Regions from separate parts of the Homo sapiens genome. Here regions 2 and 3 are each linked to region 1. The links are chromatin contacts, found by Hi-C or POLR2A ChIA-PET in ENCODE. All regions are on one chromosome and are shown on one strand. The core of a region is the stretch at or near the end of the contact, and the rest is flanking DNA. Distances in the headings are between cores, read along the strand shown.

Region 1 (3,796 bases), core at 915-3,414:
TATAAAATATGCCTTTTATTGAGAAATTTAGACACACTCTACTGTGTCCAAAGAGTCCTTAAACTCACATCCTTTCCATTTTCCATGTTCTCTTGTCACCAGGCCAGTATCCACAGCCTGGCTTTCATCTGGAAACGGGAGGGTGAGGAGAGGTGCTGTGGTGGAGATTCCTCACAACTGCCCAGAACATTAATGTCTCACATCATGGGTTTAAAAGAAAAAAAAAAACATATATTTCTTTTTATCAATAGTTAGAACCCTGAATGAAAGTGTTGGTCATTCTGAATTTTCTAAAATTTATTTTTATTTTTTAAATAATAGTTTGTTGTTGTTGTTCTTGTTTGTAGCGATGGGATCTCGTTAACGCTGCTCAGCCTGACCTCAAACTCCTGGCCTCAAGCAATCCTCTGGCCTCAGCCTCTCAAATTGCTGGGATTATAATCCTGAGCCACTGCACCAGGCCTATTCAGAATTCTAATATGCAACTGATTCTTAGTGATAACCAAGAAATAAAGACTTGGAGCTCAAATTGTGCCCGAGGCCTGCGATTCTTGAGAACCGTGCTTCCTCCTCCCTTTCTTCCATTTGGAATTGCGTTAAGCACAGAGACCCGAGGAGCCTGGACACAGCACAGGATGCTGGTGTAAGAAGCCAAACCCTGCGTCCAAACACAGGGACTCCTCACCAGCTGGTAGGGCTTCAGTGCACGCAGAGGAAGCCAAAGGACTGGCAAGGTGCACAGATGAGGTGGGAGGACCAGAGCCAGGACGTCTGAACCTGGTGAGGAGCTGCAGGGGTGGGCCGGGGCTGAGGAGGAGGAACAGGTGCCGGGGAACTCCTAGGACCCCAGGCTGGCGGCCACTGCCTCCTCTGTCCCTTGGGCATCTCCCTCTGCCCTGCCCTGGAGAACATAACTCTTAGCAGGCTCTTGCAGCCTAGACTTTTGATAGCACTGCTGCCTCTGACTCCAATCGCTACCACTTCCCCCCTAAAGCTCCCACCTCTGAAGATTCGCCTCATATCATCTCCTCTGTGTAATCTCTTCTCAGCTTCCCCTTGCCCCTAAGTCCCCACCCCTCCATCCCCAAACAGGGAGCATTGTCTCCGCTGGCTCCACTCTACTAGACCAGCAGGGAGACGGAGGAAGCATTTACTCCCTGGCTTCCTTCTATGGACCACCCACTGGGCATAATCTCCTCCCCTAAGGGTTGGGTGTGCATGAGTATGTCCCAAGTGCCATCGCCCAGGCAGGTGCAAGGATGTGTGAAACTGGAGGCGAGAGCCTGGCAGGCTGTACCTGGTGTGGCTGAAAGGAGATAGGGAGGGATGCCAGGCAGTCCTTAAGAGGACCTGGGGAAGATTCATCTTCAACCCCAGACAAGGGTCATTCACCTGAAATGCCAGGACCAGGAAGTCCTGCCGGCTGCAGGCACAGCATGTCCAACGTGATTGGAAATCACTTCCTGCTGTTCATGTCCTCTTGGAAGGTCAGGTGGCCACTGCAACAAGGTATGTGCTGCGTGGAGACTGGGGAGCAGAACTAGGGTCTCCAAAAACTTCAGGAGGCTAGCCCCAGCAGTGCTCACTTGGAGTTCATTTGCTCAGTGACATTCATAAAAGGTGGGGGAAATCCGGAGAAGGAAAGAGGTGCTCCCACAGCTACCCAGCTGGTGGATGGCAGATATGGGTCTATAGCCTGCTTAGCTCACAGTACACTCACCTGCAAAAACAGCTGGAAAACCCTCAGGTAACACAACTCAGATATTTTAGTACTGAAGTCAGCAAATAGCACATTCTTTTGAGAAGTGGGTAAGGCCTCCCAGGACAGTAAAGCTGCACCAGTTTAGGATGCTTGCCCCTTTATTTGGGTGTCTGAGTGTTACACAAATGACTGCCACTACCACACGTGGTGGGTGGCATGAGGCACCTTGGCCATAAAGTCCTGCCAGCGCGGGAGTCACAGACCATGCTCGTCAGCATTATGCATGGTGCCTGCACTTGGAGCAAGACAAAGGCAAGTTTTAGAAAATGCCTCCACATCCCTGCATTGGAACTTCTGGCTGAGGCACAGCACAGAAAATGCCTTCGCCTCTTGTGGATTCTTGTCCAGGGCTGAGACCTGGCCAGCTGCCATGCTGTGTCCTGGGTGCTGCTCCAGCCACATGCCAGCTGGGTCCCTCCTCCTTTCCTGTCTGTGTGCCTGACCAGGGACAGTGGCCCCTAAGCTATGGCTCCTGGGTCTCGAATCCTATACAGCATGAGGCAGCCCATCCGTGCTGTTTTTGTTTTGTGTTGATGCTCTCCTCTTATAACAAGGATATCTGATTTCTTGTGAGGATGAGTCAAGCGGGGAAATTTGGCTCCGGAAACTGACTCGTCAGCATTATCAGATTTCAAGGAACTAGAGTGCATTAAAGATTTTAGTCTTTTGTTACCAACTAAAAATCAACTTTCTATTTTTTAATATCTATTATACTTAACAGTTTCTCATAAATTCATGGCCATTATCAATACTGTGACTTCCCCAGATGGTTCAGAAAGAATCTGAAAGGCCTGGCATGGTGGCTCACACTTGTAATCCCAGCACTTTGGGAGGCCAAGGTGGGTGGATCACAAGGTCAGGAGTTCGAGACCAGCCTGGCCACACAGTGAAACCCTATCTCTACTAAAAATACAAAAATTAGCTGGGCGTGGTGGTGGGCACCTGTAATCCCAGCTACTTGAGAGGCTGAGGCAGGAGAATTGCTTGAACCGGGGAGGCAGAGGGTGCAGTGAGCTGAGATTGTGCTACTGCACTCCAGCCTGGGCGACAGAGCAAGACTCTGTCTCAAAAAAGAAAGAAAGAACGAGTCTGAAAATGTCTGCAAATGGAAAGAATCCGATTTCCCTCTTCCTGGTTTGTAAAGGGCCCTGCAGATACTGTCTGTTGGCTGCATGACAGACACTTGAGGTACTTTCTTCAGGATATTTACACATGTGGTGCACATGCCTTGCTGACAAACAGATCATCCACTCCCTTCACAGCCCATCAGTTTCGTGTTTTTAGTAGCCTGAGGTTGGTATCATTGCATGTATATTACAGACTCCCTATACAGGCCTCCTAGATATTGCATGTACTGCTTAAGTTGCATTACAGCATGTTACATTTTAAACGTTACTGTGACCACCAACACCTTCTTAGGTCTAGTCATGCATTTCTTACTAATGGGGCTACATTCTGAGAAATGTAGGCGATGTTGTTGCTGTGTGAACAACACGGAGCGTACTCACACAAACCTAGATAATGTAGCCCACCAAACAGCGAGGCTGCACGTTGTAGCCTATTGCTCCCAGGCAACAAACCTGCACACGTTACTGTACTGAGTACTGTAGGCAGCTGTAACACAATGGTAAGTATTCGTGCATCTAAACACACCCAAATGTAGAAAAGGCATAGAAATGTGGTATTATAATGTCATGGGGCTGCTGTCCTGTAGGCGAGGCATCAGTGACTAAAATGTTGTCATGCTGGGCACAACGGTATTGCTGTTGTTACTGCTGCTGTTGTTCATATTTTACAGCAAAGGAGATAAAACAACTGGAGAATCAATACACTTGTTCTAGGCTCCTCATCATGTCCAGGGTTAGAAGACTTTAGACATTTCTTATCTTTTTAACCTTAATCCTGAATTTAAGTAACCATTTGGTAGCCCCTGTGTCTACTTCATTAATATCAGTTCCTATCCCAATTAATTTCCTTTTCATAGGTCCTTTTGTTTTGTTTTGTCATTTTTTTCTTTGAGTTTCCTAACATGAA
Region 2 (3,796 bases), core at 844-3,343, 84 kb after region 1:
TGGTTTCACTGGCATTCAGAAAGCTGCAGTGGATCAGACGAGCCGACGACCACCAAATAGTGACCATAACCTTTTTTGGTGCAAGTTTGGCTTTGGGAAGTGCCTTGGAGCGTCTTCTTGGTCCAACCACTGAGCTGGTCATTGCCGGTTGTCGTATAAAATCCACTTTTCGTCACATCACAATCCAATCAAGAAATGGTTCATTGTTGCTGCATAGAATGAGAGAAAACGACACCTCAAAATGGTGATTTTCTTTTTTTAAATTTTCAGTCAGTTCACGAGGCACCAACTTATCGAGCTTTTTCACCTTTCCAATTTGCTTCAAATGACAAATGACTGTAGAAACTGTATCACTAGGCTGGGCGTGGTGGCCCACGCCTGTAATCTCAGTACTCTGGGAGGCCAAGGTGGGCAGATTATTTGAGGTCAGGAGTTCAAGACCAGCCTGGCCAACATGTTGAAACCCCGTCTCTACTAAAAATACAGAAATTAGCTGAGGGTGGTGGTGCACACCTGTAATCCCAGCTACTCCAGAGGCTGAGGCAGGAGAATCGCTTGAACCCAGAAGGCAGAGGTTGCAGTGAGCAGAGACTACACCACTGCACTCCAGCCTGGGCAACAGAGCAAGACTCAGTCTGAAAAAAAAAATGCATCATGTATGTTTATTGCAGCACTGTTCGCAATAGCAAAGACTTGGAACCAACCCAAATGCCCATCAATGATAGACTGGATAAAGAAAATGGGGGCACATATACACCATAGAATACTATGCAGCCATAAGAAAGGATGAGTTCATGTCCTTTGCGGGTACATGGATGAAGCTGGACACCATCATTCTCAACAAACACACATGGAACAGAAAATCAAACACATGTTCTCACTCATAAGTGGGAGTTGAACAATGAGGACATGTGGACACAGGGAGGGGAACATCACACACTGGGGCCTGTCGCAGGGTGGGGGTCTAGGGGAAGGATAGCATTAGGAGAAATACCTAATGTAGATGACAGGTTGATGAGTGCAGCAAACCACCATGGTACCTGCACATTCTGCACATGTATCCAATAACTTAAAGTATAATAATAATTTTAAAAAGGCCGGGCATGGTGGTTCACTCCTGTAATCCCAGCACTTTGGGAGGCCGAGGCCGGTGGATCACAAAGTCAGGAGTTCGAGACCATCCTGGCTAACACAGTGAAACCCCGTCTCTATTAAAAATACAAAAAAGTTAGCCAGGCTTGATGGCACACGCCAATAGTCCCAGCTACTTGGGAGGCTGAGGCAGGAGAACTGCTTGAACCCAGGAGGTGGAGGTTGCAGTGAGCCGAGATTGTGTCATTGCACTCCAGCCTGGGTGACAGAGCAAGACTCCATCTCAAAAAAAAAAAAAAGAAAAATAGAAAGTAGGTAAAATTAATTGTAATAATATATCTCATTTAACTAAAAAAAAAGTGCATTACTAGACACTCTTTAGGGCTGTAATAATTCCAATAAAATACTCTAAGGAATACTTGCCCCAGTAACAGCATCTCCGCCGATAAACTGATGACAACTCTGACTTCATGCCTTTGGAACCAATAAACTCTGTTCCTAAGTAGGTTACATGAACCTCTCTCTTCCTGCTAAAAAAAAGCGTCCCTTTACCTTTCAGCAGATGGCACTTGTGGGTTGCCACTCTGTGAATCTCTGATAAACCACTTTTTCCACTCCTGAATAAATTCAACATATCTGGAAGTAAGATTCTTAAGTGTCTTTTTTTTTAGGTTGACATACTCTGTGGTCAGAAGTGGGATGAAACAAGGGTACCTTTAAAACAGATCGGCAACCTTTGGGACAAGACGAGGTACACACAATTGAGCTGTACTTCCGCGGATTGCCTTTTTTCTACCCAGGTACATCTCTCAGGTCAGGCTTCCTTCCTTTGATAGCAGCTGTCTGTTGAGCTTATTTAGGACCTGAGTGGGTTAAGTCACTGTAGTAAAGGCTCTCGTATCCCTTCTGGGACTATAAAAGACTTTTTATGTATTCTGGCAAGTCACGCAAACTGTCTTTTTACTAGAAATGACTTGCCAGAATAGATAAAAAGTCTTTGTTTGTGTTTCTGATCCTGGTAAATGAACTTTTGGTTTCAGTTTTGTTCTGAGTTGTTAGCATATTCTTATACATTTGTTTACTGCTTGCTTTTTCCCCCATTTGTTTCTGAACATCTTTCAAGAACAAAATTTGCTTTCTAAAATGGTAGGCAAGGGTTGACCCTTTAAAAGCCATTAGGGTAGTTGCCACCATTCTGTGAGGGATGTCAGTCTCCAGAGAAAAAGTCTGTTGTTAGAATCAACTGGTACAAAGACAGAGAAAAGTATCACTTGGGGGCCTGCCAGTTAAAAAAAATCATGTATCCAGGGAAAACTTGGTCATGGGGTGCGGGATGGGCAGTCAGTGCGCAGGCTGGGGCCAAGTCAGACAAAAATCCTGTGCCAGGCACACTAAAACAAGCACCGGTCCAAACCCCTAACATACAGAAATCGGCAAAGTTTGCAGGTTAAATCACTGCCCAGGTAGCGTCGGTCAGCATGGAGTACTCTGATAGATATGCCACCAATCAACAAGATACATAAAAGAAGAAAGATTTCAATACCTCTCCTGCTCAACTCAAGATAAAGATACAGGGAGGGAGATGGGACAGATGTCTTAATAACATCAAACCAAAAAACCCATGGGGTCTTTTGTTTTTGTTCTTGTTTTGTCATGTAAAGAATGTATCCATGCATTAAGGAATGTTTTTGCTGTGATTAAAAATAAAGAGTTGTATTTTTGAAAAGAATGTCTTATCTCTTTGAGGTATACACTTGAAGTGGTTGCAAATTAAAGTATATGATGTGCAAGTTTGTTTTAGAATAACCTGTCAAAGTGGGAGGGGGTGAGTACATATGAAACAAAATTGATGAAGTTGGTAATGGCTGAAGGTGGAAAATGAGTTTAACTCTTTTATTTTTTGCATGCTTAAAATCTTCCACGATAAAAATGTTTTAATGTAGCTATGGAACTATACAGGAAGGAATACATCTTCAAAAACAAGCTTTCTACTAATAGAAGAGCCACTAACAGTACTAATGGTACTCTAGTAATAGACTATCAATTTTTTACTGTATTTATCCCCTTGTTTCAGACTCATCTGTTTCTGTGTTCATCATTCCTTCTAGGCGGTGTTTCTCCATCTCAGCACTATGGACATTTGGAGTCAGATCGTTCTTTGCTAGGGGGTTGTTCTGTGCACAGCAGAATGTTTGGCAGCATTCCTGGACTCCACCTACCAGATGCCAGGAGCACATTTGTTCCTTAACCCCTATTTATAACAATCAAAAACACCTACAGACATTGCCAAAGGCCCAAGGAGAGGAGAGGGCACTCGAAATCACTTAGACATGAGCCATCTAATGCCATCCAATTAGATCAAATGCCTCAAGGAGCGTTGTCAATTTTGCGCTCCTGGTGATGAAAACAAGGATTGGTACATACTAAGTGTTGACTAAAAATCTAGTGAATAATTAGGTTGGATGCCTTACCAGAAGCCATAGGTAAATAGAAGTATAAAGGAAAATAAACATAAAGTAAAGCTGGGTGGCAGTTCAGTTTGCTGACAATGGCATCAAGTTTATTCTTGAAGAATTGTATGTTAAAAAAAATCTAACTAATGTGGTTTGTTATCAGTAGAATTTATTAACTGTAATTTTAAAATTATATGTCAAACATTTATATATATTTGTTAAACACATATTTATATTTAGTTAATAATAAA
Region 3 (3,796 bases), core at 574-3,073, 77 kb before region 1:
TGACAACAACAGAAAGGGTCACTTACCCCGGTGTAGAGTTTGTCACCCACTTTTGCAGCAGTCACACAGATGGGCTGTTCTACTAAGCCTTTAGTGGAACCAATCATTACTTGATCTTGGGTGAGAAAAAAAAGTATAAAAAGGTTTTAGCTCACTTGTTTTCTTGCCAGATCAATTGGTAATAAAATGACATTTTGCTTGCAAGAAATGTAAGCACAATGCGATTATTCTACAAATAAGTGCAAGTGGCTAACCTTAGGTACGTATTTTTTAAGGGAAGTAAGCAGTTTTTTTTTTTTTTTTAAATAAGGTAGGACTTTTTTTATGTTTAAATTCTCCTGAAATATACTTTTTGGTTCTCTTGCTCCCGGGAGTCCTGTTTCCACAACAAGGCCTGTCCACATCAGCGAGGAGTGTTAGAATGCAGATTTCTGGGGCCCGGCGTGGCTGTGGAGGCCTTAGTTTGGGATGCCGAAAGACAGGCTATTCTCAGAAAGCTACCTGAGGCCTGAGAAGCATGACCTGGACCCATGCACTTTCCTAATGGCTCTGCCCCACCATTTAATTACCTCTGAGCAACACCCTTCTCTTCACCTAGCTAGCCAGAAGCCAGAAAAATCTGACCGTACATTGGGGTTTGAATAAATTAAAGTGGATGCATTAGAACATCTTGAAACCTTTGCAGAGCAGGTTAGGCAAGTTCCAGAAGGACAGACCTGGCAGAGCATTTCTGGTGATGAAGCCACAATGTCCTTTCCTGTCCCACGTGTAGGTCACCCCTCCGGGCACAAGGACAATGTCCAACTGGCCATTGTGGAGTCCAATTCTCAGGGCAGTGGGCTCGATTCTGGGACAGTCCACTCTACTGCTGCCTGTAGAAGGTGCTTTCTTCCTCCGAATAAAGCCCCAGGACTCCAGGATTTACAGTTGATATGTCAGAGGCTCAGTCCATCCAGAGCCTTCCCTACAAGCAAAAAGCTTCCCCACCCACCTTGAAGAAATTCACAGACATCAAAAGATCATTGTGTGGCACATGGGTTAGCCCTTGAATTACAGAGCAATTTGCTGTCATTTACTGTAAATGCTGTTCGTTCATTACATCATCATTCTGCCAACGGAGGCATGAGGAGTACCTGGATGCAAACTCAATTCGGTAGGAAGAGTAAGAAATAAATGAAGCTGTACCAGACTTGATGCCTGTCTTGTTTTTATTCCTTGCTGTGCAATTTAAATTTATGATACCATTGTCTTTGAACTTCAAATGTTAAACTTGCTCACAAGTCAGTATTTTTTGCTTTTTTTCAGAACCTGATCACTGTTCAGCAACCATTGATGGGCGCATATTATCTGTATGGAGATTTACCAATGCTTTGTGAGAAAACAAAAATGCCTGTTCTCAAGAAACTTACCAGCTATGGGCTGGAAGGCTCTAAACTGAACTTGAATGACTCATCACAGTCATCTCATTTCTTGAGCTCTTGCTGTGCTGGAGATCTTCTGTCTCCTTGGTTCACTCTATGGTTCACCCTTCTCCAGCTGCTGTCCCCAGAGGCTGTTCTCAGTAGACTACCTACGGGGGCTCCCCTACCCTCTGGCCTCTGGTTGGATTTCAGCAATGGGGAGGGAGCCCAGGCAGGGAACTGGAGGGAGAGAGAAGGAAATGACGCTGGTTGTCAACTCCTCCCTGCTGGTGTCATTGTGGGATGGCTTTGTCTCTTGACTAAAGGTCACACAGTACCTGCAAGGCAGGTTCTGGCAATGCCCTACTCCCACCCCCTCAGAGCTGGAGAGGGTGGCCTCACTGCTACCAGCCTGGGTAAGCTCTGTCCCTGTTGCTTCCTACCCTGGCCACACCTTTGTAAATAACTCCCTTATTAAACAGTCCTCTAGTCATCCCCCTTCCTGCCAGGATTGACTGGCATTTCTACCTCAACACTGGTATTCTCCACTTAAATCCTCAATGCTTTAAGGAGGTAATATTACTAACTTCATTATACAAACCTCGGAACTGGTCTCAGAGAGATGAGATAAGACCACACATTAGATAACAAATGTGAAAGGATTTAAACCCATTTTTGTTTGATTTCACAATCTCCAGTCTTCCCATTATGATCTCTAGAGAGAGAAAACGTTTAGGGTAAAGATTCCTAGAGCTGCTAAGTTAATAATAAAAATAATGGACTGAGTGCAGTGGCTCATGCCTGTAACCAAATCCCCAAGCTGACAGGCCAAGGCAGGTGGATCTCTTGAGCCCAGGAGTTTGAGACCAGCCTGGGCAACATAGTGAGACTGCATCTCTACAAAAAAATATAAAATTAGCTGGGCATGGTGGCACACACCTGTAGTTGCAGCTACTCAGTAGGCTAAGGTGGGATGATCCCTTGAGCCCAGGAGCTCTAGGCTGCAGTGAGCCATATTCATACCACTGCACTCCAGCCTGAGTGACAGAACCTGTCTCTGTCCTGCGCCCTGGGAGTCTGTCTCTCTCTCTCACACACACACAAATATATATACGTAAATGCTTATTTTTCGCTCACTTTCTCTTGCCAGGGAAACTCCAGAATAGACACAATTGTCGTGGGTTTTAAGGGACATGAAGGAGAAAGTTACCCAAGTCCAACATCTACTGAGGAGCAATCTGTCAGCCCCACAGGTCAGAGCAGAGTGTGGCAGTCATAAGTCCAAGATCTGCTTGTGAGTCCCTCCATTTCCCATTAAGTTAATGCTGTGAAAAACTGTTTCATTGGCCTTAGGCTGTACCCCACCTCCAGCTACCCCTCCCCCAGACTCAATCATGGGTCACAGCCGCAAAGGCTCCCCATGGCTCCTGCCCCCATGACTTCATCCTGGAGAGGAAGTCCCTGTAGCAAGTGAGGGCAGAGAAGTGAGTGGAATTCCAGCAGGATCTTGCAACAGACTGGGAGTGGAGGAAGATGCTTTCTCATCACTTCTAGAATGCATCAGAAAGGAAGATGCAAGACTCTCGCCTGTTTGATACAGGGCTCCTGGCTCCCCTGCTCTATTCGTACCTCCCCAAGAACCACAGGGCCCAAGCCAGGAGCAGAGCCAAAGGCAGCTGCTCTCAGCTGCAGGGAAAAGCATAGGCAATAGGGAACATTTGAAATCCACATTCCAGAGTGGGCCCCCTTTTGCCTTCCATTCGTCTTTTCCTTACTCTTCCAGTTAATTGACCAGAAGTTTAATGAGCACCTATTGTCAACAACAGCACTAGGCTTCCTGTGTCCTTCTGCCTCCTGGTTCCTTTTTGCTCCTTCAAAGCGCAACTTTCCTTGGGCTGCCCTCCTCCTTATTCCTCACCTCCAAAATGAACTCTTGCCTCCTTCCTGCTCCTGAGCAACAAAAACGTCCATCCCTTGAATCTTGACAATCTCACCTAAGTCAAGGAAGAATTCCTTGGCTAGTAATTCTCACTAGGTGAACTGAGAACTCTGCTTAATTCTCCCTCGCTCCTTAAACCACTTGGTTGGTGAATTTTAGAAACTGTGCTGGGGGTGGTTTAGGTTGGTCCATACGACCCCTGAAGGGATCATGTGTATTCTGTATGCTGAAGGAGGTGTGGAAAAGGAGAAACCTGCAGTACATACCCTCCATGCCCCCTGGTTCCTGCCTTTGCTTTGCCTCTTGCCTACACTCTGAGGCTTGAAATGTCCTAAGTTTCTTTTCCCAAGACAATAAGGTGAGTCTCATTAGGAATGACAGGAAGTTTCCCTACTCTAAGTCAAGGGGCTCCTCCCTCTCCCGCCGTGTTAGGAGATGCAACTCCCAGGCTCCTCTG

The links. A loop is a pair of places that touch in the nucleus more often than their neighbours do. ChIA-PET counts read pairs that join two places held with the same protein, here RNA polymerase II (POLR2A). Pooled maps may share reads with other maps.
Region 2: a loop to region 1 is called in a map of CD4-positive, alpha-beta memory T cell, with 2.8 times the contacts of the local background. The contact joins two enhancer-like sites. A Hi-C loop is called at or near these places in 1 of 168 maps with a recorded cell type or tissue (CD4-positive, alpha-beta memory T cell) and 5 of 50 pooled maps. POLR2A ChIA-PET finds 5 or more read pairs at or near these places in 3 of 52 experiments (activated T-cell, common myeloid progenitor, CD34-positive and endothelial cell of umbilical vein).
Region 3: a map with no recorded cell type shows a loop between it and region 1 (2.1-fold over the local background). The contact joins two enhancer-like sites. A Hi-C loop is called at or near these places in 2 of 168 maps with a recorded cell type or tissue (cardiac septum and posterior cingulate gyrus), 4 of 37 single-sample maps with no recorded cell type and 9 of 50 pooled maps. POLR2A ChIA-PET finds 5 or more read pairs at or near these places in 3 of 52 experiments (AG04449, Panc1 and activated CD4-positive, alpha-beta T cell).

Annotation. Positions count from the first base shown.
Region 1 is chr13:24,048,924-24,052,719 of GRCh38, reverse strand. It overlaps LOC124903136 (a long non-coding RNA gene), which reads left to right. Exons shown (of 2, transcript XR_007063723.1): 2 at 348-534. It also overlaps a transcript of SPATA13 not described here. Among named protein-coding and RNA genes, the nearest start is that of SPATA13, 110 kb to the left of the region's middle. Within about 2 kb of position 2,164, at least 12 of the 41 ENCODE cell types and tissues checked have a DNase peak (open chromatin) inside an H3K27ac peak, as active enhancers do.
Region 2 is chr13:23,965,053-23,968,848 of GRCh38, reverse strand. It overlaps LOC105370115 (a long non-coding RNA gene), which reads right to left. Exons shown (of 5, transcript XR_941753.2): 5 at 1-209. Among named protein-coding and RNA genes, the nearest start is that of C1QTNF9B, 69 kb to the right of the region's middle. Within about 2 kb of position 2,093, at least 5 of the 41 ENCODE cell types and tissues checked have a DNase peak (open chromatin) inside an H3K27ac peak, as active enhancers do.
Region 3 is chr13:24,125,243-24,129,038 of GRCh38, reverse strand. It overlaps a transcript of SPATA13 not described here. Among named protein-coding and RNA genes, the nearest start is that of SPATA13, 34 kb to the left of the region's middle. Within about 2 kb of position 1,823, at least 5 of the 41 ENCODE cell types and tissues checked have a DNase peak (open chromatin) inside an H3K27ac peak, as active enhancers do.